Linked DNA regions of Homo sapiens: region 2 is linked to region 1. A link is an interaction called in ENCODE POLR2A ChIA-PET data of the cell type or tissue named here. Cell type or tissue: HepG2. All regions are shown on one strand.

Region 1 (2,500 bases):
ATTCTAATGTTTAAATGTTTGCAGTAAGTTTGTATCTAAGCTAATATATAGTCTATATATAGTCAAATAATAGATTTTAGATAAAATTAAGAGATGGACTGGCTTCCTGGGATGCCGGAGGGGAGGTGGGTTCTGAGGCCATACAAATTGGGAAACTATTCAGTATGAAAAGACCCACAGCAAAGAAAGTTATTTTGTTTAACTTGGCATTTCCTAAATTTATTTGAGGAAAGAACCCCTCTTTCACATAAGGAAACTTTTCAGCATGCTTCAGAAATGCTGGTGGAAAGAAAGCAAACACTTCAGTTCTAGGCCTGGCTCAGGCATTAATCCACCTTTTCATTTAACAAATATGCATTGAGTGACTACTTTGTGCCACGCACCACTTGAGGTGCTGACAATATATTCAGGGAACACAACAGACAAAAGCCTCTGTCCTTGCAGAGCTTATATTCTAGTGAAGGGAGAAAGACTATAAACATAATATGTTAGTATTACAAGGTAATGAGTGTTTCAGACAGCCATGGAGCAGGCTCGGATTTGTAGTACAGGGGTTGTCAATCTAAGTATGACTCTAACTTGAACAAATCACTAAGCCTCATTGTCCCTAATCTATAAAAAAGAAATTATAGATGATCTTGGCCCGCTCAGCTATATGAGTCCACTTTAACACCAGGAATTGTCATGTCAAACCATGGTACTGCTGGTTCACTGAGCATTTACAATCACCTTATCAGAAAAGGTGTCTGTCAAACAAGAATTCTGTAAGTTTGAATGATTTGTAATCCCACAGAAGAACAAAACACTTAAATAAATGAAGAAAACCCTTGCTGGTTCTATTTTTAATCTAATGTATACCTCAATCCAATATTGAGTAGAAAGTATTTGACTCAAGGACAGGAAACCTGCAGTAAAGGTACCAACAGCTTTTCAGCAGATGTTAGCATTCACATATGAGAAAGTTGCAGCAGTGTGCACATTGTGCTTCTGCCCTAGATCCTTATGTAAATAGGACGTCCGTGACTTGATGTTGAAATGACCTTTCAGGCAGTATTCTGTTGCCACATGCCTGAGCTTGTATCCCAGAGTAATTAGACGTTTTGACTTACACATCTTGGTATACAGTGTTTATGCTAATTATAAATGTCTGAAAGTTTCCTGAAACTTTTTCTTTGTAGCTTTTTATCAAAGACAGACAGGAGGTTGGGAGGAGGGTTGTGGATTGTGGTCCTAAGCCTTTGATTTTCAGTCTCTCATTTTTGGAATGAAAATTAAAATCTGCTTTTCCAGTTGCCGAGACATGGTGGTATATTTTTATATTCTTCATCTTGAACAAGAAACTGTTTGGAATCACAGCATTTTAATACTTTTTAAATAATATTTTATTCTTAAGGCATTTAGCTAAAAATTCAAGATTGTGAGTCCCTAAATAAAAATTATTCCCAACTGACCTGTAGGAAAAGCTTAAAATACTAAAATTAAAATGGAGAAGTTTCTATCTCACAAAGGAATGGTCTTCCAATATTGTTTCAAAATCAGACCTCAAAACTTATTTCCTGTGGTGGTTACCTCAGTCCTCAAAGCTGACCCTAGGTCTACCAGTAGCAGTCAGTACATTTTCACTTCCTCCTCCTCGTATTTCATGAACCTGAAGGCTAGTTTTTAAGAAAATGCTTTATAACCATTTTGGAAAAAAGAACTGTGTAGATACACAATGGAATAGGCTCCTGCATATCAGAGGGGACTGACGCATATCCACAGGTTCCTCTGAAACTCTGCCTGAATGGCTCTAGATTAGACAAGGTCTCAGACCCACCCTAGCTCTGGCCTTCAACAGTCCCACAGGTTCTGGTCTGCTCTGAAGTTGCCATAGTTTAGTTCTAAAGCTTCCCTCTCACCAACCTGCCCTAATTGTCATATATTACCTGCTCTTTCCAATAAGTCTCCTGCTTTCCTGTCCATTGGCCAAATTGTTACACAGCCTTACCAGCCATAAACATAAGTGCTACCTTATATACCCATTTCATTCTTAAGAGTATACTTGGATATTGATACAATTAACTTTGTGTCTAATTAATACATCTTCAAGAAATTAGATGCACTAAGTCTACAAACCCTTTTGAAATTTTAAGGATGTAAAATTTGCCTGAAAACATCTTGCTCTTGAAAAGCTTCAGATTAGCTCAGACCATACCATCTGCATTGATGCTGCTCTGAAACTACCAAGAAAAGGCAATGTAGAACTCTGATTGGCCTGGGCTTAGCTCAGACCATACCATCTGCATTGATGCTGCTCTGAAACTACCAAGAAAAGGCAATGTAGAACTCTGATTGGCCTGGGCTCCATGTCCCTTTGTTCCCTAACCTCTAAGCTCCACTTCAGCTCCATAGCTGCAAAGAAACTCATGACGTGCATCAAGAGTCACCCTTTGGTCCCAAAGTGAACACTATTTGCCCTGATGCCTGCCCCTGCCGTGTCTGCGTACTGCTCAAATATACC
Region 2 (2,500 bases), 360 kb after region 1:
CAATTACCTATACCGTTACTGAAAAATTTCCCTGGAAACAGAACTCTTCTAGGAAATATGAGTATTCCCTCATTTTCTTGGATGGCCAAAAGATTCTTAGTCCCCAGTCACAAGGAAATAAAACGGTAACACATGAACTAGACACCTTTCTAAATGATAAAAATTCCTACTCTTGAAAAATACAATTTGAACAACCCCAATAGCCAATATATACCTTAAAATGCACATCTTTTATATTAAAACAATTTTATTGAGGCCAAATACAACTATTCTACTTTTAGGTATAATCTTTTAAACTGTGAATATATTTTCAGTGTGTAGCCACTTTCTCCCATTCATATTAAGGATGTTCATACCTGCGCGTGATGGGCAACAAATTGGAGAGTTTGTGTAGGCATTCAGAAAGGAAGTCCCACGTGTCTTCATAAAGTTGATAAAAGGAAGTTTCACTACCTGACTTCCTGGATGAAATGTTAACCTTCCATCCTGGAAATAAAGAAATTTAATTAGCATTGATTACATTACCAAAGAAGAAAATTATTTTCTTTAACCATAAAATTTACAATAGCAGAAGACTTCAATATGATTTTAAGAATCCTCCAAAGATAAAAACAAAACAAGTATAGAGGGTGTTTCCAGTATCTGGTACATAAATAGCTAGAATTCAGTGCAGCGTTACACTTGGATTCATTTAACTACAGTAAATAAAGGACTTCCTGGAATGTTCTTTTGGGGGATGATGAACTGACTAAGTATTTATTGAATACTTAACTATGTGCCAGACACTGCAAAATCTGAGGATGCAATGGTGAATAAAACAGAGTCTTAGGCCCCATGAAGCTTACAGTCTAGTGGGAGAGGCAAAAAGTATACTGGCAAATAAACTATGAATAATTACAAATTATGACGTGTGCTTTGAAAAAAATCCGAGATACAGAAGGACAAGAGAGACCTACGTTAGACAGTGTGGACAGGGAAGCCTTCTCTGGGATGTATGAGACCTAAAGAATGAACAGGATCCAGCTATTCAAAGAATTTAAAGGACATACAAAGTTTGAGATATCTGTGAGATGGAAGTGGTGATATCAATTAGGCAGCTGGGGTGGGGTGTGGTGGCTCATGCCTATAATCCCAGCACTTTGGGAGGCTGAGGTGGGAGGATAGCTTGAGCTCAGGAGGTCAAGACCAGCCTGGGCAACACAGGGAGACCCTGTTTCTACAAAAAAAAATTAGGCAGCTTGATAAGTGAGTCTGAAGATTAGGAGATGTTTGGGTTGGAGATATGCATTTTGGAGATGAACTGGGAATTGAAGAACTCACGTTGGTAAAGAGCAAGAACAGAAAAAAGAATGTTCCAGTCCTGGAGTTCTATCTATTATATGTTTTCAACATAATTATAAATAAATTCCAGTTTAGAACATGAGCCAACCCAAAATATAGAATATATCTAAATCCTTGAGATAGCTGAGATTCCCAAATAGAGATATAAAGTAGGCTGTTGGATACAGATAGGAATCTGGAGTTGAGAGAAGTCTATCTTGGCGAAATAAAACTTGGGAGTATTTAACATATTCATGGTTTTGAAAACTGTGAGATTAAATAAAACCTTTCAGGGAGAGAGAAGGAGGGGAAAGAAAAGGGTCTAGAGGAAGCTATAAGGAGTCCCAAATAAGAGGGGAAACAGCATGGGAAACTGAGAAAGAATGGCCAAGGGAGGAAGATGTGAGGAGACCGAGTGCCATGACAGCTGAGAGAAGGCAGTGTGCCAAGAAAGAGGTAACATCTGCTGTGTTGAGAATGCACCTGAAATGAGGCCAGAAAATGCACATTGGAATTGGCAGTATGGAGACAGCTGGTGACCCTGACAAGAGCACTTTCGATGCGTGGTAAAGATGAACAGCTAAACTGGAAAGGGGAAGGAATGGGAGGCAGGAAAGTGAGGCAGCAGGGGGAAAAAAGAAAAGCTCTTCTGAGAAGTTATTTTGCAAAGCAAAACAGAAAAACGGGAGGGATGTTAGAGAATGGTGTGTTAGCTGGAAGAAAATGTGGGATTAAAGTCAGTTCTTTTTTTAAGATGGGGAAAATTATGCATGTCTTATGTCAAAATAAATTACCACTTCTAGCAAGAGTAATCATTGAATGCTAAGCAAATAACTACTGATTTCCTCAATGATGAGCTAGAAAGGCGAAGACAAAAGTGCATAGTGGCCAGGCACAGTGGCTCATGCCTGTAATCCCAGCTCTTTGGGAGGCTGAGGCAGGCAGATCACCTGAGGTCAGGAGTTCAAAGCCAGTCAGGCCAACATGGTGAAACCTTGTCTCTACTAAAAATACAAAAATTAGCTAGGCGTGGTGGCAGGTGCCTGTGATCCCAGCTACTCGGGAGGCTGAGGCAAGAGAATCACTTGAATCCGGGAAGCAGAGGTTGCAGTGAGCTGAGATGGCGCCACTGCACTCCAGCATGAGTGACAGAGCAAGACTCCATCTCAAAAAAAAAAAA

What was found. Peaks named below come from ENCODE experiments on the same cell type or tissue, not always from the same donor. Only the 100,000 strongest peaks of a DNase experiment are listed, where the experiment ranks them.
Region 2: POLR2A ChIA-PET joins it to region 1 with 7 read pairs; 2 of 35 experiments call an interaction of 5 or more read pairs at or near these places.

The regions. Positions count from the first base shown.
Region 1 is chr5:95,923,436-95,925,935 of GRCh38, reverse strand. All of the region lies in intron 2 of ELL2 (elongation factor for RNA polymerase II 2), which reads left to right. Among named protein-coding and RNA genes, the nearest start is that of ELL2, 37 kb to the left of the region's middle. RefSeq lists enhancers at 917-1,211, 1,693-1,832. In HepG2, no CTCF peak of the experiment used is centred here; a DNase peak (open chromatin) is centred at 1,005.
Region 2 is chr5:95,563,984-95,566,483 of GRCh38, reverse strand. ARSK (arylsulfatase family member K) reads right to left here. Exons shown (of 8, transcript NM_198150.3): 2 at 357-486. Among named protein-coding and RNA genes, the nearest start is that of ARSK, 10 kb to the right of the region's middle. In HepG2, no CTCF peak of the experiment used is centred here; no DNase peak of the experiment used is centred here.